Regions from separate parts of the Mus musculus genome. Here regions 2, 3, 4 and 5 are each linked to region 1. A link is a loop called in an ENCODE intact Hi-C map of the cell type or tissue named here. Cell type or tissue: left cerebral cortex. All regions are shown on one strand. Each heading gives the region's core, and the rest is flanking DNA. Links, peaks and the distances in the headings are about the cores only.

Region 1 (5,000 bases), core at 1-5,000:
GCATCCACAGAAGTCAGGGCTGGGGAGAATGGGAAGATGTGAGTCAGACACTTCCACTGGGAAGGTCAGGGAAGACTTCCAAAATGAGGGGTGATGAGCCTGGGATGGCCTTGGGGGCTGGACATTGCTTCCTCCTCTCTAACTCATAATTCAGGAGATTGGTTTAGGGGGCCTATGCAGCAGAACTCATCAGGAGGTTCTGTCACACTGGCCTGGGTTTTAAACTTTCCAACAGCAGACCCTAGACACTCGAGTCCTTTAGATGAGATACAATATGGTATCGTGTTAGAGTCTGAAGGAACAGGAGCTCTGTGCTGTCCTTGCTTCTTGGTCTCAAGTGTTTCTCTGTGGGTAAGATGAGCCCTTGAAGCACACCTCGGGCTTCTCACGCATTCTGGAATGATGTCAACACCTTGATTTCTGGGAAAGAGAAACTTAGGGGAAAGGAAGAGAAAACGGAGGTCCTGTTGAGTGATAAAGTATTCACTCGGCACACACAGGTCCTGGATTCCATCCCAACACTGACTGGGAGCATAACTGCACAGGGTGTCACGTGCCTGGAGTGACTGCAATGCCAGCATTTGGAAGGCCGGGGCAAGAAGATCACAGGTTGGAGAACAACTTGGACAAGAGAGCAGGTTCTAGACTGGTTTGGGGCTGCTTTGTAAGACCATGACTCAAAAGAAATATTAGTTTCCTCCAGGGGTAGAGAAGAAAGGGTTTGTGCTCTGAGGGACAGACTGAAACTAGAAAGTTATTGGAGGGAGTTAGACAAAGGGTTAATAAACTAAAGCAGCAATCAGCTGGGCAGAATAAGGAAATAAGGAAGTGTCCAAGTTGTACTGGAGAAGGATGGCTACTTCAGTGGACTCAGAAACTGGCTTTCCCAACTGTCCCCAGGCTGCTCTGGGACAAAGGCCTTGAGCTTGGGACAGATCCCCAGATGTCTGTACAATGGGGTAATTATGAAAGTCATAATAACCAATGTATTTAGAAGTATAAAATTCTGCAGGGTGTTTTCTGAGTCCTTGGGGCCTAAGGAAGCTCCTCACATATTATTGGAATGGCTGGAGTCTTTGAAAGTGGACATTAGTCTAAAAGAAAATCAGCTCCGTAGCAAAAGAAAAAAAAAAAGAAAAAGAAAAGAAAAGAAAAATGGAAAAAAAAAATCTAACCCTCTTTTCTTGCCTTCCGCTGATTTTTGGAAACTAGGCAACGGAACCTGGAGCTGGTGTCGTAATTCCAGGTGCAGGGACCTCAGCAGAGCCTGATTTCTCCTTGCTCCTCACCTTTTGGGGTTGGCCTTCCCCCTCCTGCCAGACGAATCCCATGGTGATAGCGGCCAGCGCCATGTGTGCCAGGCGCTGCTCACGGTAACTCTTTAGGAATCTGCAGTCCAGGAGAGGCATCTAGTCAAGAGATTAAAAGGATTAGCAGCTGAAAAAACAAAACAAAACAAAACAAAACAAAACAAAACAAAACAAAGCCAAAAAAAAAAAACAAAAAACAAAAAACAAAAACAAAAACCAAAAAACAAAAAACAACGGTGGAGGACCAGGACCAGGACCCGTGACTTGAGGGTCCCACAGCTATTGCAGCTATTAGCTTCATGCACACCCACTTAAACCAGCTCTTAGAGGAATGCAGTAGAGGAGGTGCCAGGTCCTGGGGTCCATGGCCTAGGATGTGCCCAGTTTGTGCCATACACTGGTCTCCATCTATTGCTTTGAGGATCACAGAGTAAGCATTGAGGGCGAGATAAGTTCTTCCCTCCAAGCCCGCACAGCAGCATTAATAGATATGTAATACCTGGAAGCCCTCAGCTTCTCGAACCCTGTAACTGTATTAAAATTTTGAACGCAGCGAGACCCAGTGAGGTTAGGGATGTAAAGTCCCCCACAAAAACCATGGATCGGCTGGATATAAAGCTTGCTCTGATGCTCAAACAACCACAGCCCAGCCAGATGAGGTGGCGGGGCTTTCCACCCAGCTCTGTCCCCACTTCATCCCCATTGGAAACCACAGCTCCTGGTGACACGGAAAGGGCCACCCTGAAAAACAGCATCAGTACACAATCCGACCACGCCAGCTTCCCTGTCCTGCCTGGCTGCCACCGGCTCATTGCTCATCTCTTCAGCTCTCGCCACCACTTCACTCCCTTTGCTCCGCAGGCTTGCCTCAGAGGGCATGCGCCACTTGTAAAACGCTGGGGACATTGGCTTCCTAGGGGCGGGCTGGGGTATGCAGAGCCCTTCCTCCTCCGGCCGCTAGGGGGAAGAGGATGACTTGAAATTTGAGGCTAAACACCCCTGCGGGAACCAAAGAGGAATTTTCGTCTCGGAGGTCACAGAATCAAGAAGGATTGAAGCAGTTCTGCGTGCGGATTGACCACAGCCCCGATCACGAGAATCATGCAATGAGTCACGGGTTTTCTTTGAAAATTTTCAGCAGCCACTTTTTTTTTTTTAAGGCAAACAAGAAGTAAAATTAGTTCTGATAATGTACTTTGTTGAGTCAACGTATAAAAGATATTTTAGCATGCAGTCAGTATAAAAATCTTTCAAAGTCTTCACAATCTAGGCTGTGTCTTCTCAGGCTTTGTCCTTGTCACCCCTCAGTTGTTGAAGAAGGCCACCTACAAGCCAGGACGCCTCGGTGTAAAGGAACGAGGTCCAGGGGATGATGACTGCTTTCTGGAGAGTCCCTGCACATTTCAGGATTGTTGGCCTCACCTCCTAAACATACCTGTGATTCAAAAGTGACTGTAGGGACTGAAAAGGAAATGATAGCTTTTTAGTCAATCCTTTTGCTTACTCAAACAGTCACAGATGGTCTGGGAGGACGACACACACCCGTCATCTCCCTGACATTATTTGATTGCGTATTTAACCTGGGAGAATTAACCTCGATACTCTCCTCTCAGAACTCAGGGAGCACGCAAGGCTTCTCTGAACCAGGCGAGCCCTCCTGCCAACTTCACTGGGGAGCTGAGTGTTTCTGACACACATCAGGTTCTTGTGGACATCACTTCTTGAACTTCTTGAAAAGTATAGTTTGACACGAAGGCGAATACATAGAAAACAGGACATTTGTTTTCATATAGAAGTCTTTATGAAGACTGATACCAGCACTCTGGAGGCGGAGATAGGAAGATGTCTAATTCAAAGCCATCCTGGGCTACATGTTAGGACTCTGTCAGATAGTAAATATGTCTATTTCTACCTCTATCATCTATAAATATTAAGCTCACATGCACATGTTGTTGAAGTAGAGGTTCAATAATTCTGCATATAGATACTGTCGCGAACTTCCTAATGCTCAGTAAACTACAGAGCAAAGATGTGTAGCGTGGCGGAAGGATACAGGCAGGTGCCTACGTGACCACTTAATATCTGTCCCTTTTCATTTATGTAACAGATATATTTGTGAATGGAGATTCATGGGCTTCTCCTTCTGCTCTCCTGTCTTCTGTTACATTGTATTTCTGTTACATTGTATTTACCGTTGCTATGAAAGTGGCTACAGCAAACAGCTTTGCATATTCATCTGCACTTTTTTTTGTATGAATGTTTCTGTGAGATGGCAGTTCACATGACAGACTAGTTGTAGCAAAGTGCATGCGCGTGCTTAGTATCCTCACCAATACTCTTCACTTGCTTGTCACCCAGAACCATCATAACTGCTTTGCCTCACTGCATGAGTTACTGGCTAGTAACTCATTCATCAGTGTAAAAGATGGTGGATGAAGACAGACACATGGGTTTGTGGGAGACCCTCTACTAACTAACCACCCGCCGTCCCCTCTGGTACACAACTAACATATTTGTGGGTTCTAGACATCAGTTAGATAGAGAGGAGCTTTCCCTTTGAGGACAAAACACCTTGTGACGAGTTTTGGGGGACAGTATGTATGTTCTTAAAACTCATAGCTTGACTCAGGGTAGTGTGTTCACTATAGGTTTTGTACATATATGTGTGTTTGTGTGGGGGGGCATGTGTGTGCATGTCTATATGCATGCATATATGTGATGGTATGTGAGTGTGTGTGTGCCATCTATGTGGTGATATGTGTGTACTATATGTTCCTATGTATGCATATGTGTGTGGTGATGTGTGTGTGTGCATGTGTGTACACATGTGTGTGGTGATATGAGTGTGTATGTGTGTGTCACATATGTGGTGATATATGTTTGTACATGTGTGAGCATATGCATACACACGTGTGTGGTGATGTGTGCATGTGTGTGTGTGTGTGTGTGTGTGTGTGTGTGTGTGTGTGTGTGTGTGTGTAGGCCATAGGTCACCATTAATTATTATCTTCTACTGTTTCCCATCTTTTTTCCCCTCGATGTTTTTGTTAGTGTAATGTGTCAACAGCGTGTACAAACTACCTTTGTGAGGCTTTGTGTGAGTTTTGTGCAACAATTAACTCCTTTAGTTGCACTTTCTTACATGGTCTTCAGCCTCAGTGGGGGGTTCAGAGGGGGGGTTATCTAGAGTATTACCAAGGCCAGCTGCCTGTCCTGATTTCTGAATATGCTATAAGGATCATTCAATGAATATTTTTAAAAATCAACTCATAATTGGACATTAAGCATCAGCAAAGAAGGTCCTGGAGGGTGGAGCGCCTTGCTTGAACATCTGACATCTTGTGGTGTGCTTGTGACAGATGAAGATGAGGAGGGGGAGGGTCCTTACAAAAGCCATTGATGCTCACAACCATTAAATGAGAACTTCATCCATTTCTCAAAGAAGGAAGCAAGATTCTGAGGCCAACTCTCCGTTTCACACTTACTATAAAATTCCTGAATGGAAGAATGTCTTCTGTGGGGGTCATATTTTTCTTATTCCTTTTGGAGGGAAATTGCTCGCTCTGTCACAGACGTGCGTCATATACTTAGGTGCATGCAGATTCTAATGTGGTGTCTATGGATTTCACTTCTTCTACATAGCCAAGACTGACTCTGAGTTTAAAAATCAGAAAGACATTTGATCTGACT
Region 2 (6,172 bases), core at 575-5,574, 220 kb after region 1:
AATGTAGGAAATCTATCAACGTAATACACTATATAAACAAACTCAAAGAAAAAAACCACATGATCATCTCCTTAGATGCGGAGAAAGCATTGAACAAGATCCAACACCCATTCATGATAAAAGTCTTGGAAAGATCAGGAATTCAAGGCCCATATCTAAACATGATAAAAGCAATCTACAGCAAACCAGTAGCCAACATCAAAGTAAATGGTGAGAAGTTGGAAGCAATCCCACTAAAATCAGGGACTAGACAAGGCTGCCCACTTTCTCCCTACCTATTCATCATTGTGCTTGAAGTCATTGTCCTAGCCAGAGCAATTCGACAACAATAGGAGATCAAGGGGATACAAATTAGAAAGGAAGAAGTCAAAATATCACTTTTTGCAGATGATATGATAGTATATATAAATGACCCTAAAAATTCCACCAGAGAACTCCTAAACTTGATAAACAGCTTCAGTGAAGTGGCTGGATATAAAATTAACTCAAACAAGTCAATGGCCTTTCTCTACACATAGGATAAACAGGCTGAGAGAGAAATTAAGGAAATAACACTCTTCTCAATAGTCACAAATAATATAAAATACCTTGGCGTGACTCTAACTAAGGAAGTGGAAGATCTGTATGATGAAAACTTCAAGTCTCTGAAGAGAGAAATTAAAGAAGATCTCAGAAGATGGAAAGATCTCTCATGCTCATGGATGGGCAGGATCATTATAGTAAAAATGGCTATCTTGTCAAAAGTAATCTACAGATTCAATGCAATCCCCATCAAAATTCCAACTCAATTCTTCAACGAATTAGAAAGAACAATCTGCAAATTCATATGGAATAACAAAAAACCTAGGATACCAAAAACTCTCCTCAAGTATAAAAGAACCTCTGGTGAAATCACCATGCCTGACCTAAAGCTATAGTACAGAGCAATTGTGATAAAAACTGCATGGTACTGGTATAGTGATAGACAAGTAGACCAATGGAATAGAATTGAAGACCCAGAAATGAACCCCCACACCTATGGTCACTTGATCTTTGACAAGGGAGCTAAAACCATCCAGTGGAAAAAAGAAAGCATTTTCAACAAATGGTGCTGGCACACTGGTGGTTATCATGTAGAAGAATGCGAATTGATCCATTCCTATCTCCTTGTACTAAGGTCAAATCTATGTGGATCAAGGAACTCCACATAAAACCAGAGACACTGAAACTTATAGAGGAGAAAGTGGGGAAAAGCCTTGAAGAGATGGGCACAGGGGGAAAATTCCTGAATAAAACAGCAATGGCTTGTGCTGCAAGATCAAGAATTGACAAATGGGACCTCATGAAACTGCAAAGCTTCTGTAAGGCCAAAGACACCGTCAATAAGACAAAAAGGCCACTAACAGATTGGGAAAGGATCTTTACCTATCCTAAATCAGATAGGGGACTAATATCCAATAAATATAAAGAACTCAAGAAGGTGGACTCCAGAAAATCAAATAACCCCATTAAAAAATGGGGCTCAGAGCTAAACAAAGAATTCTCACTTGAGGAATACTGAATGGCTGAATAGCACCTGAAAAAAATGTTCAGCATCCTTAATCATCAGGGAAATGCAAATCAAAACAACCCTGAGATTCCATCTCACACCAGTCAGAATGGCTAAGATCAAAAATTCAGATGACAGCAGATGCTGGCGTGGATGTGGAGAAAGAGGAACACTCCTCCATTGTTGGTGGAATTGCAGGCTTGTACAAACACTCTAGAAATCAGTGTGGTGGTTCCTCAGAAAATTGGACATAGTACTACCAGAGGATCCCACAATATCTCTCCTGGGCATATATCCAGAAGATATTCCAACCGGTAAGAAGGACACATGCTCAACTATGTTCATAGCAGCCTTATTTATAATAGCCAGAAGCTGGAAAGAACCCAGATGCCCCTCAACAGATGAATGGATACAGAAAATGTGGTACATTTACACAATGAAGTACTACTCAGCTATTAAAAAGAATGAATTTATGAAATTCCTAGGTAAATGGATGGACATGGAGGGCGTCATCCTGTGTGAGGTAACCATCGCAAAAGAACTCACACAATATGTACTCACTGATAAGTGGATATTAGCCCAGAAACTTGGAATACCCAAGATATAAGATACAATTTGCAAAACACATGAAACTCAAGAAGTATGAAGACAAAAGTGTGGACACTTTGCTCCTTCTTAGAGCTGGGATTAAAACATCCATGGAAGGAGTTACAGAGACAAAGATTGGAGCTGAGATGAAAGGATGGACAATCTAGAGCCTGCCATACCCGGGAATCCATCCCATTATCAGCCCCCAAACGCTGACACCATTGCACACACTAGCAAGATTTTGCTGAAAGGTCCTTGATAAAGCTGTCTCTTGTGAGTCTTTGCCTGGGCCTAGCAAACACAGAAGTGGATGCTCTCAATCAGCTATTGGATGGATCACAGGGCCCCCAATGGAGGAGTTAGAGAAAGTACCCAAGGAGCTAAAGGGGTCTGCAACCCTATAGGTGGAACAACAATATGAACTAACCAGTACCCGCGCCCCCTCCCCCCACCCCGAGCTCGTGTCTCTAGCTGCATATGTATCAAAAGATGACCTAGTCGGCCATCAGTGGAAAGAGAGGCCCATTGGTTTTGCCAACTTTATATGCCTCAGTACAGGGGAAGGCCAGGGTCAAGAAGTGGGAGTCGGGTTTAGGGGAGTTGGGGGGAGGGTTTGGGGGACTTTTGCTGTAGCATTGGAAATATAAATGAAGAAAATACCTAATTTTAAAAAAGAAAACAAGAATACAAAAAAAAAAAACCCACAGAAATAAGAATGTAGGGACAACCTTTTGCCAGGCAAAATGGATAATGTAGTTAGAGTGGACCAACTTTTAAAAGCACAAAACCTGTTAAGAACTGTTATGTTTTGAATCCAAAGTGCTCCACATCAGCCTACATGTTGAAAGCTTAAGAGTCCAGGAGAAGAGTTCCGTCTTAGTTACCTTTCTATTGCTATGATAAAGCACAATAGGTAAGGCGACTTATACAACTAAAGCTTTGCTTGGTTGTTTAGTTGGTTGGTTGGTCGGTTGGTTGGTCAGTTTGGTTAGGTTAGGTTAGGTTAGGTTAGGTTAGGTTAGGTTAGGTTAGGTTTGGGGTTTGAGCTAAGAATTCTAGGATAAGAGTCCATCACCATCATGTTGGAAAGCATAGCAATAGGCAAAGATGGTGAATGGACTAAGCTGAGAGCCTACATCTTACACATCAAGCATGAAGCAGATAGAGCAAACCTGAGAACAATGTCTTTAAACTCTCACAGCCCACTATAAGTGACCTATTTCCTACAGTAAGGCCCTGCCTACTCAGCTTTCCCAGACACACAGCAGGGAACCAAGTTTTCAAATGCCTGAGACCGTGAAAGGACATTACATTCAAACCACTGCATGAACCAAACCTGTATTTACAGCAACAAATGAAGGGAAGGAAATGTTTCATTTAGTTATCAAGAAGAATTGAAGTGTGCCATCTGCTGGCAAATGGATGGAACTAAAAGTATCATCACAGCAAGGAAAAGAAACCCAAAACGTAACATCATACAATGTTTCTCTCATGTTCAGAATCTAGCTTTCGATTTACACAATATACTTGTATATGTATGCCTGTACACATGTATGTGTACATGCATGTGTGTGGTGGGGAAAATGAAAGTATTAAGAAAACTATAAAAGGAAAGAGATTGAAAGGTAAGGAACATTAGAGCAAGAGAGAGATATAAAGGCAGAAGGAGCTATCATTTGGAACAACATCACAAAAACACACTTATACAAATGCCACCATGGCATTCATTGCCTTATACACTAATTAAAAGTCCATCCGACATGCTACCAATACTCTAGACAGGTAACACACAAAGTATCTGAAAATCATGTGCCTCACAGGATATCAACTCTCAAAACAGAGACTCAGTAAGTTTAACAACAACCCTATTGTAAGTGGACCAATGAATTAAAATTATATTTTCCCAACTAAGATATACAAACATGCAATGAGCCCTGAAGAGAGGCACCATTGCGCCAATTATCCACTGAATACAAACCAAGACAGCACTGCACATCCGCTAGGATGCCTGCTATCAAAAAGTCAACCAGAGGAAGGCTTGCTGGTGGCACGAGAACCTGGAAACTATTGTCTACTGGTTTTGCTGGGACTAAGATACAAGACAAGTAATTTATAAAATAGCATTCCTCCTTCTGTCTCTTGTTCCCTCTCTCTTTTGTCGACCCTCCTTTCTCTCCTTGAATACGGATGCACTACGACCAGAGGCCTCGAGATACAGTGAATGCCATGGTGGTGTTTGTGTAAGTATGTGTTTGTGGGATTCTCCCAAATGGTGGCTCTTTCTGCCATGATGGATTGGATCCCTTCAAACACCTTTAATCCCATAACATTATTTACAGTAGCTAAAGCACCCAAGTACTGGTGAGATGATGAATAGATAGACAATATGTCTTGTATATATACAGTGAAACAGTACAGAGCCTTGAGAAAGATATAAATGCTAACTTCTTCTACACTGTGGATGGTCCCTAAGGATCTCCACTGGATGGGATAAATCAAACCGAAAATATGAGCCCACTTCTGTACCATGTCTATGGTGATAACAGGGGACCCCAGAAGCTGTAGAGGAGAATGAAGAGTTGCCTCATAGGTAGAGTTTCAACTCTACCAGATGAGAAGACTACAGTGTTGGGACACGATTTTGTGCACTGTGTGTTCAGATGCTGATTTCTGTGCCCAAACATCTGGTCACAGTCCAGACGCTGTTGTGGTCAGGCATCTCAGGGCATGATGTTATATAAAAATTATTTTCCATTACCTCTGATTATGGTTTATAAAGAGCTGATTAGCCAATTAACTGGGCAGAAGAGGATAGGGTGGGACTTTCAATTCTAGTCAGGGTGGCAAGAGGGTCCCAGAAAGAGACAGAAGAGGAGAGGAGAGAATGAGGTGTGGAGAGACCATTTGCATGAATCAGGAGAAGTTGCCATGAGAGACTGCTCGCTACGAGAGAGCAGCCATGAGGACACACATGGACCAGAGTGAGCCAGGGAAAGACTCAGATGCCAGTAAAGGACCATGTGAATGGGAAGGAGACAGCATAGAGGACTGGACTAGCTCAGAACCTGCCCAGCTTAGTGTGGGCAGCCTTTTAACAAAAGGACCAGGTCGCCGTTTTATTTATTCAAGAGCTCAAATGGGCTAGACAGAAGGTCACTTGGGAGCAAAAGGGGTGCAGAACCACATTCCACGCCCCATGTCCAGCCCCCAAGAATGACCTTTACACTGCAGAGGTGCACACTGTTATAGTGACTGTTCAACACAGGGAGAGAACTTGATACCACTAAAATACTCAGCTCTAGGTGATTAAGATAGGAATCTTTGTTATGAACATTTTACCACAGTGAAGAAATTGTAGAAATACAGTGCTTGATATAGTGTCAAAAATGAATATGAACAGCAAAAGGAAAGTAATTTGAAATTAATATAAAGTCTCAAATTACCATATCAGGGCCACAGATGGTGCCGTCGTTTACAAATGTCTCATCTCTGTCCGCTGGATTGGAATATGTCGTCTTTGTTGTCTTAGGTATCCTCCCACCTTTATACATAGCTACACACAAGTCATCCCGGATTTGCGCATAGGCCACAGATAAATTGGCTTTTAGCACCAGCTTCTTGAATGGCCACGTACAGATTAGTTTCCCACAGAGAGAATTTCTGGAAACACAATGGCAACGTTCTCTTAGCATTCATTTAGGTAAGTAGCTTATAATACAAGTTAGCAATTTAGGTTCCACATTAGGAAAACCACCAACTACAGTCCCACCTTCCCTAAACTTTGGATTTCTGTCTTCTCTCCCTACACAATGTGAAAATAAAATTTACTCTTCTATAACATAAATGTTCCATGTTAAAAAAAAATAATGTCTTCCTAATTTAAATCCAGGTTGAACACTTTTCTCCATAAAAATTTGCGTAACTTAGAATATGACTTGTTTCTTGAATGAGGCAATTTAGAAGTAAAATGAAAATTGATGATTATGACATGCTGATAGCTCATTTAGATCTTGTTTTAGCTACTGAAATTTGGACAAATTACCAGTGATTTATCAT
Region 3 (6,172 bases), core at 471-5,470, 50 kb after region 1:
TTCCCTTGTTCTAGAAGATCCCACTAAAGAGTTATTATCTTTGGACCCATGGCCACCTTTGGACTTAACCCATGCCCTTTCTCTCTTCCTATAGTACAAACTCTAATTGGTTTTCACTCCCAACTCTTCCCCCAACTTTGTCCCTCTTAAAAACATTAAACTGTTCCGGCCTGGATCTGTGGATCTAGGATTTTGCAGTAGGGAGGACTTGGGATGTTGCCACCAGCCACCCTGACCCACTCCATGTCACCTGCCATCCACGGCCTTGGAAGAGACACATAAGAGCCTCACTCGTGCATATATCAGTTTTATTTTCCAAAAGTCTGAGATTTAAAGTGTATCCACCGGTAACAGAGCGGTTAGAACACACACTTCCTCCTTGGGTCCATCAACTGCTAGCTTCCTTGGCCGATTTCTGGTGCAATGAATGGCTGGAACAAAGAGGAAAGGAAAGATTCACAACTGGGTCAGGAGCCAGGCCTGATGCTGGGTTCCCACCTAACACAAACATGAAAAATTAACCCCTGACCAACCAGCTTAATTCTAGGGAACTGTCCAAGAAGTGCAAAAGAGAGAGAGAGAACATGTACGTTTTTATCTAGTTATTTATTAGAATCTACATTTTGGGCAAACAGATTATGGCCAAGAGACAACAAGGACACATTTCTTTTTCTACGTTTGAATCTTTTCTTTTCTTTCTTTCTTCCTTTTGTTTGTTTGAAAGACTGGTGGATTTTATGAAGCTGCAACTTCTTGTTTCTGCCTCCATCTAAATCCTGGGGTTATAAGTGTGAACGTCCTGGTCTGCTCAGTTTAACTTTTACTTTCTTAGGGGTAAAGTCGTGGTTTAAGGAAACTAAGTGATGTGTGCGTGTGCCTGTGTATGTGTATGCGTGTGTGTGTGTGTGTGTGTGTGTGTGTGTGTGTGTGTATGTGTGTGTATGTGTGTGTGTATGTGTGTGTGTGTATGTGGGTGCATGTGTGTGTGTATGTGTGTGTATGCGCGCGTGTGTGTGTATGTGTGTGTGTATGCGTGTGTGTATGTATGTGTGTGTGTATGCGTGTGTGTATGTATGTGTGTGTGTGTATGTGTGTGTATGTGTGTGTATTAATATAGAGTCCACAAGTGAGAAGAGCACTGATCCTCCACCTGTGGGTCACGCCCCCTTCACAGGGGTTGCTTAAGACCATCAGAAAACACAGATATTTACACTACAATTCATGAAAGTAGCAAAAATTACATTTATGAAGTAGCAACAAAAATAATTTTATGATTAGGGATTACCACAACAAGAGGGACTGTACTCAAAGGGCCACAGCATTAGGAAGGTTGAGGAACAGAGGTTAGCAAGGAAAGAACTTCCATTCAGTAGCTCAGGTTGGAAGTTTGAGTTCCGACGACAGTTTCGAGTTTTCAATTGCTCCTTTCCAGAGAACGAGTTTTGCTGTGATCGTGACCAAAGTATAGGGTTGACTGTCTTCGCTGCTCTTGGGTGACAGTTGAGCTGTGTCCATCAGTTGCTTTGCTCTGTGCAGCTAGCACCGCTGTGTGTGTGTGAACAGCAGCTCCTGCCTCGCCAGAAGCCCATCAAATCAAGAAAAGACTCAGCGATGCCAGCATCGGGGACATGGAAACACTGACGTGGCACTTTGCAGCACCGGGGCGGCTCGCATGTAAAAAGCAAAGGAGCAGAAAGCAAGCTTACCAAGGGGCAGAGTCAACTGAGGTCCTCGGGTCCTGCTGCTAGGAAGGTGCAATGCGGGAGGGGCTTGAGCGTGGGTGTGGTGCGTGCTGTGGGGCTGTCCACCTTAAAACCGGGACCGTGGCCGTGGTTCAGTGAGCAACGTACTTGTAGTGCAAGCATGGGGAGGTGAGCCGAGCCCTCAGCAGCCACATAAGAATGCCCATATGTATGGTAGGAGCACCTGACATCTCAGTACTGGGATCTGTAGCCAGGAAGATCACTAGCATAGAGTGGCCAGCCGGTCTAAGTAAGTCACAAGAACCAGGTTCTATAAGAAACCCTGTCTGAGAAAATAAGACAGAGAATACTAGAAGGTACTTGATACAGACCTCAGCCTACACACACACACACACACACACACACACACACACACACACACACACACACATCACATATCATACACACACACACACATATATATACATACACAAACTCACACTCATACACACTCACTCAAAGTCACACACACACACACTCACACAAACTCAAACACAGACACACATACTCACTCTCACACAAACACACACTCACATAGTAACTCTCTCATAAACACGTGCATGCACACTCACAGAGACGCTCACACACACTCACACGCACAAACACAACAAACACACACTCACACACGTATACTCACTCTCTCACACACACTCACACACAGGTGCAAGCGCGCTCACACAGACTCACACACACAATCACGTGCACTGTGCTGTCTGGTTTTATGTCAACTTGACACAAGCTAATGGGGATGTCAATTGAGAAAATGCTCCCACCAAATTAGCTTCTGGACAAGCCCGTGATATATTTTCTAGATTAGTGATTGATGGTGCAGGGCCCAGTCCGCGGCCTCTGCTTCAGTTCCTGCCTCCAGGTTCCTGCCCTGCCCTCCCTCCATGATGCACTGTGATATGGAACTGTTAGCAAAAGCAAATCCTTCCTTCCCAAGTTGCCTATAGTGAAGTTGTTTTATCATAGCAATAGGAACATGCATACACACAAAAACAGAAACACACAGGCACATACACAGATACACACACATACATGAATACTCTCGTATACATATTTAATAATAGAATTAAACATTTCAACTTTGTACTTTGTAACTTCGCTGCATAAATTGTCCATCCACACTTTGTGTATGCAATATCTGCATACAAAAAATTAAAATATAGTATTTCTTAGCCTTGAGATGAAAGGATGGACCATGTAGAGACCGCCATATCCAGGGATCCACCCCATAATCAGCATCCAAACGCTGACACCATTGCATACACTAGCAAGATTTTATCGAAAGGACCCAGATGTAGCTGTCTCTTGTGAGACTATGCCGGGGCCTAGCAAACACAGAAGTGGATGCTCACAGTCAGCTAATGGATGGATCACAGGACTCCCAATGGAGGAGCTAGAGAATGTACCCAAGGAGCTAAAGGGATCTGCAACCCTATAGGTGGAACAACATTATGAACTAACCAGTACTCCGGAACTCTTGACTCTAGCTGCATATGTATCAAAAGATGGCCTAGTCGGCCATCACTGGAAAGAGAGGCCCATTGGACACGCAGACTTTATATGCCCCAGTACAGGGGAACGCCAGGGCCAAAAAGGGGGAGTGGGTGGGTAGGGGAGTGGGGGTGGGTGGGTATGGGGGACTTTTGGTATAGCATTGGAAATGTAAATGAGCTAAATACCTAATAAAAAATGGAAAAAAAATATAGTATTTCTTAGCCTTAAATAGAAACCAAAAGAGAAGCTTTGCTATCAAGGAATGGGACTCTGCCAGGCTAAGCCATAAATAAAGGTGCTTGGTTCTTTTTGTTACAATAAATGTACAGTGCCATCTTGTGGCCAATTCAAACAGTGCAATTGGACATTTTAAGTTGCTGAAGCTGATCAACAAAAGATGTAGGAAGGGTGATTTCACTGTGAACTACTGGACTAGTACTCAGGGGACTACTATGTGGCCAGGAACATCATGGATGTGTAGGATGTGCATTCCATGATGTGTGGCACCTTCATAGGGCTCTTCAGATCAACACATCTAACCCCCGGGTCGGAGAGGGGCGAGTCACAGGGGACTGGTTGCTCCAGCACCATATGCGGTTCCAGAGAGGGCCCGGGCAGGATTTTCTGCGGCACGTGAAAGAGTGGCAACGGAACCAACTGGTGGCTTTGGGAAAAACAGCCTCAAAAGGCAACACGTGCTATGACCCCAAACACTTTCCCCATAACTTGCCACCAACAGCTCCCCTAAATGCACAAGGGACACCTGGATTTCTGCAAACAGCGAGGAAGGCATCCAGGTCACTTAGCTTTTACGGGGCACAGTATTACTCCCTTCTGTGTTGGACTCTCGGGGAGCGAAGTCTAAAGTACGAACTGGATTCTGAGCTCATGTGGAGAGGGCCATCTCCCCTGTCTAATTTTTTAAAAAAGGATTTATTTTTATTAGTTTTTAAGTGCATGTGTGTATGCATGCATATGTGTGTGTTGTGCATATGTATGTATATGCATGTGTCTGTGTGTGTTTAGGTATGAGTACCTGAGTGCAGATGTCCACAGAAGCCAGAAACATCAAGTTCTCCAGAGTGGGAGTTACTGGCAGTTGTGAGCTACATGATATAGGTTGTCAGACTTTAATTTTGTCCTCTGTAACCACTAACCCATATCTCTAGCCTTGCTTTCTAACCTTTTGTCAGAACGGCCTGAAACCTTCTCTGAAGCAGCTTCCGCAACTTGCCAGCCTGTAGCCACTCTGACTCCAAATAGTCTTTTTCTCTCTACATCTGGGAAAAAGAAGGAACCCCACAGAGTGTTCTACATGAAGTTTGGGCTGAAAAGGATAGACCAGTATGCAATTACAATCAACCAGAGACCCTGCTGCTAAATGCTATGTTTGCCCTTTAGGCCAAGCAACAATTTCCGTTGCTGCCAAATTAATACAAACCACAAAAGAAGTCGTTCAGGGTTTCTGCTCACACTTCCTGTATCAGGATAGCTAAGACCCTAACTCAGTGCCCCTTTCTGCCAGTGGATTAATGGTTCAGGAAACACTCTCTTCTTGCTGAGTTTTCTCCCAATGCAACACTCACTTGCTATGATGTCATCACCCCATGCTTCTCCATGCAGAGGGAGAATACCCCAGGGTATAGCTGCCTGACCAGGGCTTGACAGACCAGCCCCTGCGTGGTCTCACAAGAAGTGCACTGGAAGTGTACAAATGTTCCGTTTTCTGCTGGGTCTCATCTTAGTGAGGATGCTGGGAATCAAGAGAGTCAGACCTACTGCTTTATCTGTCCCCCACACTACAGAAGCAAAGTCGATAGTTGGTCTGCACTTGTGCCATGGAGAACATAACACAGTCAAGGGGTTCGGGCTGTGCTACAGCGGGTACCTCATTTATTTGTCCTAGAAATGATCCTCAATCCACGGCCATTTCATTGGGTTAGGTTTCCACAGTGATCTCAATGCCTTAAGATAAGCATGGTACTGAGATGGATAGAATCCAACTGTCACTGGCTGCCTTCAGGTAACGCTGGGAAGGCCATCTCTTTCTCTTTATACCAGCAGTTCTCAACCTGGGGGGTCATGACCCCTTTCACAGGGATCCCATATTAGATATCCTGTGTATCGGGTATTTACATTATGATTCATAAACAGGTAGCAAAATTACAGTTATGAAGTAGCAACAAAAATAATTTTATGGCTGGGGCTCACCACAACATGAGGAACTGTGTTAAAGGGTCACCGCATTTAGGAAGGTTGAGGACCACAGCTCTACACAAAACAACGTTTGAAAAGAAGAGACTGTACACCTCTCCCTATTGCTATAAGAGAAGGAGCATGAAGCCAACGCAGACTAATGCACACTCAGTGTTATGATTCTCAGTGTGGGGAGGATGTGTTTATGATGCAATCAGATATTTGACGTGGATGTATGGTGTGCTTGCCCTATTCCTGTCAGTTCTGACCACTCGACATGAGACATACCCAGGCCCGTTTTCCTTGGCGAAACGATTCTGAACCCACAAGTTATCGGACCCACAAGTCTATTCTGCATCCGAGTCAAACACCGTTGGCTTTAGATTAACTCGTTTATGGTTTATTGACTTAGGTGTCACTAGAATTTGAACCAAGCATATAAAAAGGCAGCCCAGGGGGGAAAAGTATGAGACAGTCATCTAGGGCAGGTATGCAGGAGGAAGAGACGATGCTCAAACGGCACGTGCCGGATGCAGCTGATCTGGGTTCTGAGGAAAATTCAACCATGGAGGAGAATGAGTCTGATAAAGATGGTCATGTTAGGATGGGCCAGAAAAATGACAAGATCTTGTAAAAATGTACAAGATGTACAGATATACAAGGTAAATACATTGATTCTATCACATTCTTGTCTTGCATCTATTGACAATATTTCCCCTAGCCTGTACAAG
Region 4 (6,172 bases), core at 495-5,494, 390 kb after region 1:
AAAAATCTAAGTACAGAGAGGAAGCAGAAACTAGGCTGGTGTGTCCTTCGGCTGCGGTGAGAGCAAGATAGGCAGATGTTTTGTCAGTATGTATAAAATGTTTAATTACCCTGGAGGAAGAATTTTAAGAAGTCTACTGTAACATTGCTGCTACAGTAAATAGCAACATATGTTCTCTAAAACATTTTTTAAAAACAGAATTAGAATTATTTTAATATAATAAAATAATAAAGAGTACAAAAGAAAACTTATACTCTCAAAGAGAAAGATAAAGCCAAGCGACTGAGAAGAAAGGGCAAAGGCTAAGAGGACAAATGTCCTTCATAAAGCAGATCTGGACTGGGGAGATGGCTCAGTGAAAACACCCATCATCCATTGCACAAGAATAAGGACCTGAGTTCTAATCTCCAGAAGCCAACTAAAGATGGGTATGGGAAGACACACCTGCAATTCCAGTGATCCTTCATAGACCAGATTTGGAGACGATCTCCAGAGGTCCCAGAGCCAGCTAGCCTGGCTTATGAAGAGTAAAAAACAGGGAACATCTTTAAATAAAATGGAAGGAAAGAACTGACATCTGAGGTTTCTGTCCTTTGATCATGCACACACTACACGCACATGCACACACTACACACACATGCACACATACACACACTGCATACATATACAGACTATACACACATATACACATACATATAATACACATACTATACACACACTATACACAAATGCACACTACACACACATGCACACATACACAATATACAAACATGCACACATATACTACACATACATGCATACACTAGACACATACATACACACACACACACCATACATATACACCCATATAAAAAGGTTAAAAATAAAGCACACTTGATAAAAGGTGATTACCTAAAACATACAAAGTTTTTTTTTAAATAGTGGCACACAATACAAATTTTAAAATTGAGGAATAACTTGAAAAAAGAAACTAAAGAGAAAGTAAGCCTATGAAAAGATTTCCACACAGAGCTGAAGAGATGGATGAATGTCAAAGGCTAGGCTCAGAGCCAAATGTCCAGATCTCAACAGCTTGTGCCGTTAGGAGATTGTAAATTAAAACAATGAGGCATCGCTGTGTCCTCTTATCATCGTAGTGACACCAGGTAGCCATTGAAGTCATGGAAACTGTGTTCACACACAACCTGAGCAAGCATGTGGATGGTGGCTGTCTTCACCACTATTAAAAAGGCCGTGTGGTGCATGATCCCAATTATACAACTGGAGAAAGCAGACCACAAATGGTAGTCATTTAGGGATGGTGGGGTGAGTGAGGGAGCACGGAGGATTCTCGGGTCAGTGAGACTACTCTGCATGGTACTGAAGGGATGGGCATCTCTGGGCAGAACACAGAACATACGGAACCCAAGTGCAATCGGGTCTATCCCTGGAACGGATGCATCTCTGCAACATCAGCTGTTGACCCTCATGGGAGGATAGAGAGCAGGCGCTATATACAAACACTGGTTACTGCTCAGTTTTGCTATGAATCTGAAACTACCTTGAAATGTGAACTCTGATGATTTTTCTTTCAAAAAAAAAAAAAAAGTTTGAGGAACTGGAGAAATGGCTTAGAGGTTAAGAGCATTGGCTGTTTGTTCTTCCAGAGGACCAGGGTTCAATTCCCAGTATCCACAGGGTGGCTCACTACTGCCTGTGACCCCAGTTCTAGAGAACCTTCTCTGATTCACCCTCTTTTGACCTCTAAGCACACCAGGCCCACAAGTGGTACACAGACTTGTAGGCAGGCAAAATACCCATATACGGAAAATAAAGTTTAAATTTTTAAAAAAATCTTTTAAAAGCTGTTGGCAATTTTTTGTATTTCCCACAGTTTTAAAAATTAAAGATAATAGATTAAAATATTAAAATATGCATACATAAAATAATCAAAATTCAATATTTATATCCAATTGAATTTCATGAAGTTTGCTGGTATATACATATCTATATCTATGTAGATATAGATATAGATATCGAGAGAGAGATTTAGTATATATTAAATAAAAAGGCAAGGGAGTTGGGGTGGACAGATTAGAGGGAGGAAATGGAAAAGAATTAGTGATATATTTTAATTAAAAATAAAGAATAGTAAAGCTTGCTGGTGTGTTTTTGTTTTGTTTTGTTTGTTGTTGTTTTGTTTTGTTTTTCGAGTCAGGGTTTCTCTGTATAGCCCTGGCTGTCCTGGAACTCACTTTGTAGACCAGGCAGACCTGGAACTCAGAAGTCCACCTGCCTCTGCCTCCCGAGTGCTGGGATTAAAGTCGTGCGCCACCACGCCCGGCGCTGGTGTGTTTCGGCGCTGGTATGTTTTTGAATTCTACGTTGCAACTATTCTTTTTCCGTTTGTCCAGTGTGAGTGTAGTAAGCAGAGAGCTCACAACTACTTGAAAAGGCTTCTAAAGTTCTCCTTCTTGCACTTCTACTCAAGCCTGCAGCACAAGACTGGAAGCAGTAGCTACACAACCTAGTTGTCCTTTATTGAAGCACAGGTTCAGGAGATCCACAAAATGCAAAGCGACGCCAACTTTCTACTCCCCCCCCCCCCCCAAGAACGGTTCTTAGTTTTGAAGCGTGTTAACACCTAAAGGATATGAGGCTGATATTTTAGATGTTGCTATACATTCTTTATTCTTTACTTCTAATAAACCAGGAAGAGAACACTCAGAGCCCCAACCATGCCTTCTTCACCTTTCAAAAGATGCATTCCACAGCTTCAACAAATTAGCAGACCTCAGAGCTAGAGGCAAGCGTTGGACTGGCACCTGCTGGACAGTTGGACTCACAACAGCTTGATCATTGCCTGTCAAGTAGCCGAGCCCTACTTGATTCCAAAACTTAAGCAAGATTCTGCCCCTTCCCAGCTTCCACGCACCGCTGCATTTTCTCTGAGCCTGGGGGTTTGTGGCTTAATGTCTTTTCTTTCCTATTTCTAGAAGAACTATTATTGCATGTACATCGTGTTAGTAAAGTTATCTTGTGGAAACTGGGTATTTGTTTTTTTAGTTTAAGTGGTTTCCAGAAGCTGTTGGGAAGTGTTCTTTTGGGGTCCATTTTTTGAGCTTTATGATGTGCACGACAGACCTACAAGAAAAGTGCCCCCAATCTCAGAGAACCCGCCTTGCGGAGCGCTCACCGGGTCCTGATGCCAGCAAGGCCCCCAGCTCGGCCAGCAGCAGCAGCAGCAGTGTGTGCAGCATGGCGCCCAGCATGGCGTCTCCTGGAGTACCTAGACAGTTGTAAAGCCGTTGCGCGGGGCTGTGGGGCACGTGCCAGGGGCCACCGTGGGCCACGTCCTTGGAGCGCCCTAACCCCCTACCCCGCCTCCATCCTCCCCCTCCACCACCTACCCCAGCTCTAACAGAGCCAGGCTGCTTCGCAATGAAACCCGCATGCGCAGTACTGGAGAGGCTGCGAGGGCGCTCAGGTCAAAAAAGTACACACATACGTTTATACTCTTTCTAAGGCTAAACTACGACTGCATTTTAAGATGCGTGGACAAATTTTTCAAGAAAGCCTAAACTGATTTTCTTCCTTGGGGTCTACATTTCCACAGGCACACTGCTCCCATGGACCGCCAGGCTTCCTTCCAACCTGGTTCTCCGTGGCACTTCAGTTAAAATTCATATACCTTCCTTTTTTAGGAGCTTACCAGAATGGTTAATTTATACAGCAATGGCAGATCCTTGACATAAGAACCTACATTTTAGCCTTTGTCCTAGCTGGAATGGCAGCGCCCTAGTCACATGCTTCTTAAGTCAAGAGTCCTGTCAGTAAACTACTTTCTCCTTAGTATTTCTGAGGGCTTGTGGCCTTCAACACCGCCATATTTCTCACTAGGGCTGGTTCACCAGTGTTAGTACACACCCAACTGCTAAAGTACTTGAGTATCCTGAAAAAAAAAAAAAAATGAACAGTCTATCTTTTAATGTGTTTTCCTTAAGTGCAGTCACATTTGCCAAAAGCCCTAACACTGAAATTAAGAAGAACCCAAATAGTTATGTATTTATAAAGAGGACGACAAAACAAGAATTTCAAGTATTTTATTTGTTGTAAATGTTTTTATTTTAATATGTATATATACACAAACAATATTATTTTAAAAAACTAATGAAATTCAGTTAATATACCTATTATTAAACTTCTTTATGAAAGATTATGAAAAAATTTAAATGTTTAAAATTTTAGTGTCAATATCATTCCTTTCAAAGTACAAATTCATTTTAATACAGCTGAGAGAGTAATCCCAGAGACCAGTATAATTCTGTAGTTATCTAAGGAAACCACTGCTTCCTTCCTTTCTCCAGCCTAATGTTTACGAAAATATTAGTCAAAAGAGACAGGACCCAGCACACCTTAGTAAATGTAAACATTCTAGAGGACTTCACATCAAGCTTTGAAATTCAGAGTTTAGAGTTAAAGTGCTCATGAATTCTCAAGTGGTTTGGTAACACCTCAACTGTTGGAAGTATTCTCCCTGCTCCTGTTCGATCGACACCTATCTGCTTGGGTATACTAAACACCTCGTACCATAGAGTGTGCACTTCAAACAAAACAACACTGCTGCAATGCTTTACCATGATGCATAAAGAAAATTGAGAGTTGAATCAGTTCCTGTCATAGTCATTACAGTTGAAAAGATATTTGAAAATGGAAGCCCATAACTGATTGTGTTAAATCGATTTCTATCATAATTGTTATAGTTGAAAGATCATAAAAAATGGAAGCCAATAACTGAGTACACACCATATTTCACACTTTCCAAGTATATCATGATCTAGTAATTGTGGTTCTTGTGTAAGCTCCTTCGAGATATCTGCTTCTTTGTGCATTAAGAGACATAAGTCCATATAAATGGCTGTTAATCCATGCAAGATGAAAATGCAGACGTTATTGGCAATTAGTCTTCCTAAGTTAATACATGTTCAAATGGTCAACCAGAAACTATTAATGGTAACTGGGGTCAAAAAGTCAGGATTACGTTTAGCGCATAGTGACAAAGCTTACACTAATACAGTTAATTTGAGAATCATTACAGTAACATGCTCAGAATAACTTAATCCACGTCAAGTGCATTAAATCCACAAATGGCCAGAGAAAACATTCTAACGATGGAAACGTTCACTTTACACCCCCCGGAGCGCCTGCACATTCCTGTGTTTCGCAATCCCCACTAGGCTCCTGTGTTAATAAAGCTTGTTTTGTGGTGGTTTGTGTTCATTCATGGTTGGAAGAGAAAGGCTTTTCAAGAAAACATCAGGAAAAAAAAAAACAACAAACATTTGCTCAGTTCCCTGAAGACATTTAAAAAATAAGATTCTAATATTCTACTATCAGGTGAGGGAGCTATATAAAGGAGGTGCAGGAGCGGGCCGAGCCGGAATCAAGTTTCCCTGAGAAGATATTTTCGGTTGTGGTGGAGGTGGCCTGTGAGGGGAAAAAAATAAGTTAGAGTGTGTGAACTGAATGGAATATGGCTGGATTCATGCCAAGCTTGGCACGACACCATCCTCAACCTCTCTGATGACAGCTAAGGGCTCTTTCTACTGTATGCTCTGAGATTACGGTCTATATGGAAGTCAATGGCTAAAAGGACTCAGTCATATCTGTGCATATGAAGACCAGAGGTCAAAGTTAGGTGTCTTCTTCAGTTGCTCTCACCCTTATTTTTGACTCTGACACCCACAGGTTGGCGTAGCAGGCTGGCAGTGAGCTTCTGAGCTCACTGTCTGTGCCCACTTCCCCAGTGCTGAGGTTGCAGGCACTGGATCCTACCAGACTTATGAGTGGATGCTAGGGATCTGAGCTTAGGTCCTTCCTGCCCACCTGGCAAAAACGTTACCTCCTGAGCTCTCTGCCAGCCTTTGTCACTACCTGATACTCACGTCACTCCATAAGCGATGAAGTAAGAAGGTTGCAGTTTTTGTGTGTAAAAGGAAAGCCCACTGAATGATCAAGTCAGATTGTAAAGGACACATGAGGACAGAAGTGGGTGAGCAAGTCTGTCACGCTATGGAGATGTATGGACAGCCACTGCAAGGGACAGCCATGCTGCAAGAGACAGCCACATTGCAAGGGATAGCCCTGGACCTAAGTGCACAAAGCAGCCAGTGACTGAGCCAGATGACTCTGG
Region 5 (6,172 bases), core at 441-5,440, 600 kb after region 1:
CGTGACCGATTTTGAAGTCCAATGAATACAGATATGTCAACTCTCTTTCATTGTCAACCACTGAAACTATTCTAGTGTGACTCTGAAATACAATATACCTTAGCCTGTAAAAGACCCATATTTGACATTTAAAAAAAGATTTATTTATTTTATGCATAGGAGCATACTGTCGCTATCTTCAGACACATCAGAAGAGGGCATTGGATCCCACTACAGATGGCTGTGAGCCACCATGTGGTTGGTGAGAATTGAACTCAGGGCCTTTGGAAGAGCAGTCAGTGCTCTTAACTGCTGAGCCATCTCTCCAGCCCCCATATTTGAAAATTTTTACTTTAACATCTGTTTTACAAACGGAAAGCAAGCTACAATAGAGCTTCCTCAGCCTAGCTGTGTGATACTAGTGACTGAGTTCTGATCACTACAGTGTCCCCCCTCCCCACAGTTCCCATCAGACGCTCTAAAAAATAATAAAATATTAACTTCTGCTTCAGTGCAGTTTTCAGAATCTTCCAGAAGTGAGACCTGGGTAGCAGGCGGTTCACAGAGTTCTGCTTTGTCACAGGTTGATGTTTGCGATAGTGAAACCGCCACTGTCAACTTGTGGAAATTCAGTATCGCCTAGGACACTGGTGAAACACACTTCCCACTCACTGTGAGTATGGGCGGTACAATCTAGTGGTCTGGGAAGGCAGAAAGGAACAAGAGTAAGGAGAGTGGCAGTCTATAGACACACCCCCGACTTCTGGGTGCGCCAAGGTGAGAGCCAAGCGGCTCCACCATGCCCTGCTTCTCTCAGAATGAATCCACTAACACCACATCAAAACAAACCCTTCTATTCCTATTTTAACTGAAGTCAGAAGACAATTGGTGGGAGTTGGTTCTCTCTCCACCCTGTGGACCAAACTCAGGTCCTCGGTCTTGGTGGGCGGTGCCTTCACTCATGGACCCATCTTGCCCATCCTTTTAAAGTTGTTTCTATTGGGGATCTTGTCATGGCATGGGCTAGTCACACTTTTCATATGGAGATTTAAAAAAAATAGTATTTGCAACTTAGGGTTATGAAAACACAGTCTACTATAAACTCTGTAGCATGACCTGGAAAATTGTCTGAGAAAAGGGGCAGGGGTTTAGGAGTGGGAGAGAGAGAGAGAGAGAGAGAGAGAGAGAGAGAGAGAGAGAGAGAGAGGGGCAGAGCTCTATCCCTCCTGTGGCAAAAAGAAAAAAAGAAGGAGAAAAGCAAGAAGCGGGAGAGGATAGAAGGAGGAGAGAGAAAAGAAGGGAGGAGTTGAGGGGCAACTACAGGAAGGGGAAAGATAGAAAAGGAGAGCAAAGAGGGAAAGATGGCACCTCCAGGGCTGCTGGTCCTGGAGGCCAAGCATGGAGACAAGGCTGCTGGACCCCAACCAGCCCGGGGCAGGAAGGGCTGGAAGCCAGGACTGATCAGATGCCTGGAGGACCTCAACAGCTTTTCTCTAAGTATAAAATAGTCCCACGGTTAAGGTGTTCAGAGAAGTTAGTGGCTATTTTAACAAATATTCCAACTGCCTAATTTTCTTACCAATCTCTATTTTTCTACCCACTTATGAGCCTGCTGTCCTGGGCTTGCTTCCCTGCCAGGACTCAACTTTCAATTTTCTCCCATTCTATATTTATCAGGCTAACACATGACTCTGTCATTTAGTCACTTAACTAACATATGCCTGAGGAGAGTGGCATTGATGGGTAGAGAAAATGACTCAGATCAAGTGAAGACTAGATAAAAGATGGCTTACCGCTTATAGAGATACTTAGAATTTGAACTGTGCAGAGAAAGTTGTTTTGAGAACCTGGAATCCAAGCGAATTGTTGGTTCCAAGAAATGTCTCATTTTTAACTTTGCAGCGCTGTGCATGGAACCCAGGCCTTACCCTTGCAAGTCACGCTATTCCCAGCTACACCTCAGCCCAGCATGTGGATTCCTTCAGCCACAAGGCAGGTTCCTTTTAGCTATGGCCCTAACCAGAAACAGGGCTCTGAGCCTAAGCGGGCTGCCCTCTGCTGCCACGGGAGGGGAAGAGCTTGGTTTATGCTGGTGTAAGGGAGGAAAGATTTTTTTGTTTTGTTTTGTTTTGTTTGTTTTGTTTTGTTTTCTCTTTTGTGGGCCTTTAAAGTTCTAAGGATGATTTCAAACTTCCTAGGCCTCCCTTCCTCATGGAATTAAAGACGACAATCTTGAACTTGGAGAGTTGGCAGAGTGGTTAAAAGCACTTGCTGCTCTTGCAAAGGACCTGCTTGGATCCTGGGTTCCACATGGTGACTCACAACCATCAATAACTTCAGTTCCAGAGGATCCAATGTCCGCTTCTGCCCTCCATGGGCACCAGGCATTCATATAATACACACACACACACACACACACACACACAGGCACGAGAGCACACATACACAGAAGCACACAATTAAAAAAAAAACCTCAACTGCAGCAATACACAAATCCACGTGTGACTGATACAAGCTGTGGACAGCACATACCCTCCAGATTTGCTTGCACACCAAATACTCACTGCAGCCCCTGTTAGCTTTTCATTCATAGCCTCCATAAACAGTTTTGAGCTGCAGTTTGAAAAACAGTAGGAAGCCTTTGGGAGTGAAGCCCTCTAGTGGTCATTGTGCATGTCTGCACCGAAACTGATGCCACATGGGAAACAGTTATCTGGTTGAAAATTGGCTGGGCATGGTGGCACACACCTTCAATCCAAGCACTCAGGTGGCAGGGGCTGGTGGGTCTTTTGAATTCAAGGCCAGCCTGGCCTACAGAGCAAGTTGTGGAATAGACAGGACTGTTAACCAGAGAAACCCTGTCTTGAAAAACCAAATAAATTTTTTTTTAAAAAATTAAAATAAAAATTCAGTTTCTGGGGGAATTCAAAATTGGTCATGCAAGACAAATGGAAAGGCCCTTCAACAAAATAGAAGGCGTGCTCTGTATCAGCTATCACAGTGGGGGGGGGGTTGTCTGGATATTAATTCTTTTTTTTTTGGATATTAATTCTTTAGCAAAATATTATTACCTCTGTCTATGCTAATTGTACCTACAAGAACTGACTTCCTGCCATTTCTGACGTGTAGAACAAAAACGCCTAACTCTACACAAAGTCTTTCAGCTGAGGATGTGTGATGTATTGCTGTCTTAAGACCTCTCCGTGCTGCTGAGATGTGGGAAGTGTAACTTGTTATACTCTGTTAGGCGTCTCTCAGGGAGACGGTCAGCATCTGCTGGAGCCATAGGAATGTTGGTAGACTTGGTTGGAATGACACTGGCTTCTGGAGAGAGAACTCAGGAGAATATAACCCTAGTTTCCTCTTCACTCGGGTATGTGTGGAGAGCTTTTGGGGCCGCTGGACAGGAATCTGATATCCGCCAAGGAGAAGGAAATGGGATTCAGGCAGGAATCTGACATTAGGCCATGACAAGGAAGTAAGCTGAGGTGAGAATCTAATTTTAGGCTAGAGCAGGGAAGTAGGCTTCAGGCAAGAGTCTGACTTTGGGCTAGGACAGAGAAGTAGGCTCAGCTCTCTTAGTCATCCTGAGAAGCCCTTAGAAACAGTCATCACGGTAGAGATCAGGGGCCTCTGTTTACTGCCTTGCTTGTTCCTTGACTACTTGTGTTTATCATACTGCTTGTTCCGTAACCTAGAACTGGCCTTATTATCTGCATGGAATTAAAAAGGTATAAAAGCAGTTTGGGGGGAAAATAAACCCGCCTCTGCCTCAGAACTGGTTGGGGTGGTGCTACAATGCTGTCTAATTGTCTTTTTGCTTCTTCAATCCTCACTCCTGCACTGGAGAACCTGTTGACGGACTGAGTCGCCTTGGTCAGGTAGGAAACTAAGGAAGATCTAAAGCACAGCAGGCTGGGGCTGGAGAGGCTCTGTTCTGTGTTTAAGACCACACCGGCTGCTCTTCTCTTCCAGAAGACCTGAGATGGACTCCTAGCACCTACACAGTGGCTCACAAGCACCTGTAACCAACACTCTCTTCTGGCTTCCAGGGGGCACCTGGCACACAGATGACAGACAGACAGACAGACACAGACACAAAACAACCTGGCTGACTCACTGTTCTATTGCTGAGACACCATGACCAAGACAACTCTTATAAGAGAAGCCATTTAGTTGAAGGCTTGTTCAGCATTTCAGAGGTTCAGTCCATTATCATGGAGGGAAGCATGGTGGTGACAGGCAGGCAGGCAGAGGTACTGCAGCACTGACCGAGAGCTTTACGCTCTGATCTCCAGGCACAAAGACCCTAGCTTGGCAGGGCCTTTTGAAACATCAAAGCCCACCTCCAGCGACACATTTCCTCAACAGGGCCACACCCACCTCTTAACCCTTCTAATCCTTTCAAATAGTTCCAGTCCCGGGTGACTTAAGCATTCAAATATTTGAGCCTATGGTGGTCATTCTTCTCACCACCACCACCACCACCTATCCCATGAGACAGGGTTTCTCTGTGTAGTCCTGGCTGTCCTGGAACTCACTCTGTAGACCAGGCTGGCCTTGAACTCAGAAATCCACCTGCCTCTGCCTTCCAAGTGCTGGGACTAAAGGCGTGCGACACTGCTGCCCAGCTATGGTGGTCATTCTTATTGAAACCACCACACACTCATGCACATAAAATAAGCAAAAACTTAAGACAGTACAGAGCATGATATCTAGCCTAGACTTGGAACTGGGTCTGGGATCGAAAGCCAGACTCTTCTGTCACCGTAATATGGGCTAGCAACGTCATGCTTCTGGACCATGTAAGCCAAAGGGAACATGCGCTTCCGGTGTGGCCGCTTTTAGTACACACATCTCAGGTGGGGTTTGTGATTTTAAGAGAAATTAGATAGAGCCTGTAATCCAACATGCAGGAGGCAGGATCACAGCTTCCAGGATGGTCGCAAGGAGTATCTTGCCTCATAGGCAATGCTTCTAAAAGAGAGTCTTGGGAACTCAAGAATCTCAGCTCCCTGCTAGTATTCTCTACCTAAACGAGGGGCCTATGTGCTCTCCCCAACCAAGGCTAAACTGTTGCCTCATCCTTCCATGCCAAAGACTTCTATCAGGCAAAGGGGCCTTCCTTTGAGACAGAGTTTCTCCATGTAGCCCTGAGTGTCCTTGAGCTTTGTATGTAGACCAGGCTGGGCTCAAACTCACGGAGATCCACCCGCTTCTAACTCCCAAGTGCTGGGACTGAAAGAGTGCACCACCACCATGCCTGGCTCCTACTTTTGACTAAAACAAAAAAAACAAGATGGTTTATCTAAGGCGGCAAATTTTCATCTTATCTCCCCAATAATGCTAAGAAAATGAGACCTGTTGTAGCTAGCATTTCCTCTACAGCCAGAACACACTGGTGAGAAGGACAAAGTGCCCTGCACTGCCCCAAAACCAGAACCACCACAGGCTGGCGAGTAGTATGCAGAGCCTCAAAATAAGCAGGGAAGGGAGTTCCTGATTCCTCTGCTATCCGCTCTTCTCTTCCAGTTTTACCCTGGCCCACCCCTAGATGGAGAGCCCGCCCAACTAGTGTGTGTAAAGTCCTTACTCAGACCTAGGAAACGCATGAAGCACCAGCTACTTTCTACCCAGCTCCTGCTCACCTGGGCCCTTCCGAAAGTTGGAGAGCTTGGAGCAGCTTTGCTTCTGCGGGTTTGAACAAAACGCCAGGGTGGACCGACTTCTGGCGAGACCACAGAGCACTCAGCAAAAGTTGTGTTGCACAGATGCCGTCATGGTGGTTTCTACAGCCGAGGTCGGAATTCCAGAGTTTGTTTTATTTTCAATTACATGCCCAATGAAATGCATGAAGCCCCGGAGAACGAGAGCAAGGAAATGCCACGCTTTCTGTATTCAGACAGAAATCCGGAGGCTTCAGTAAACAGTCATGGGTAAGAAAACTGACGGCCAGGGAAGACAACACACCCCGGATGCAACAGTGGTAAACGGTTTTTATTCAGGCAATGAAACATGGAAAAAATATATTAGTAATTATCATAATAATTTCTTTTGTGTGAGTATAACTTTTACAAATATTTACCTGACATATAAAAAGGGAAATTACTATGTGTATAAAATCTATGAGGATGATTGCTCCACACAACACCGTCCTGACAGCAGGAGTCAAGGCAGTGTGTGCCTCCCTCCA

The links. A loop is a pair of places that touch in the nucleus more often than their neighbours do. Peaks named below come from ENCODE experiments on the same cell type or tissue, not always from the same donor. Only the 100,000 strongest peaks of a DNase experiment are listed, where the experiment ranks them.
Region 2: it touches region 1 in a loop (5-fold over the local background); 21 of 42 quality-filtered maps call a loop at or near these places.
Region 3: it touches region 1 in a loop (7-fold over the local background); 31 of 42 quality-filtered maps call a loop at or near these places.
Region 4: it touches region 1 in a loop (3-fold over the local background); 10 of 42 quality-filtered maps call a loop at or near these places.
Region 5: it touches region 1 in a loop (4-fold over the local background); 7 of 42 quality-filtered maps call a loop at or near these places.

What each region holds. Positions count from the first base shown.
Region 1 is chr8:24,552,432-24,557,431 of GRCm38, forward strand. It overlaps Ido2 (indoleamine 2,3-dioxygenase 2), which reads right to left. Exons shown (of 10, transcript NM_145949.2): 3 at 1,290-1,409. Among named protein-coding and RNA genes, the nearest start is that of Ido2, 21 kb to the right of the region's middle. In left cerebral cortex, for the core only: a CTCF peak has its summit at 2,272 (motif pointing right); a DNase peak (open chromatin) is centred at 2,247; H3K4me3 peaks cover 692 bases; H3K27ac peaks cover 176 bases.
Region 2 is chr8:24,776,007-24,782,178 of GRCm38, forward strand. It overlaps Adam5 (a disintegrin and metallopeptidase domain 5), which reads right to left. Exons shown (of 21, transcript NM_007401.3): 16 at 5,560-5,776. Among named protein-coding and RNA genes, the nearest start is that of Adam5, 45 kb to the right of the region's middle. In left cerebral cortex, for the core only: a CTCF peak has its summit at 3,536 (motif pointing left); a DNase peak (open chromatin) is centred at 3,513.
Region 3 is chr8:24,601,955-24,608,126 of GRCm38, forward strand. Adam18 (a disintegrin and metallopeptidase domain 18) reads right to left here. Exons shown (of 20, transcript NM_010084.2): 20 at 292-431. Among named protein-coding and RNA genes, the nearest start is that of Ido1, 8.1 kb to the left of the region's middle. In left cerebral cortex, for the core only: a CTCF peak has its summit at 3,583 (motif pointing left); a DNase peak (open chromatin) is centred at 3,582.
Region 4 is chr8:24,945,545-24,951,716 of GRCm38, forward strand. It overlaps Adam32 (a disintegrin and metallopeptidase domain 32), which reads right to left and starts at 3,260. Exons shown (of 22, transcript NM_153397.2): 1 at 3,176-3,260. The coding sequence starts at 3,251. Adam9 (a disintegrin and metallopeptidase domain 9 (meltrin gamma)) reads right to left here. Exons shown (of 22, transcript NM_001270996.1): 22 at 4,067-5,466. The coding sequence ends at 5,373. In left cerebral cortex, for the core only: a CTCF peak has its summit at 2,797 (motif pointing left); DNase peaks (open chromatin) are centred at 2,812 and 3,394.
Region 5 is chr8:25,148,597-25,154,768 of GRCm38, forward strand. It overlaps Tacc1 (transforming, acidic coiled-coil containing protein 1), which reads right to left. Exons shown (of 13, transcript NM_177089.5): 13 at 5,956-6,172. Among named protein-coding and RNA genes, the nearest start is that of Mir8108, 7.6 kb to the right of the region's middle. In left cerebral cortex, for the core only: CTCF peaks have their summits at 2,029 (motif pointing left), 2,652 (motif pointing left) and 4,225; DNase peaks (open chromatin) are centred at 1,693, 1,951, 2,656 and 3,289.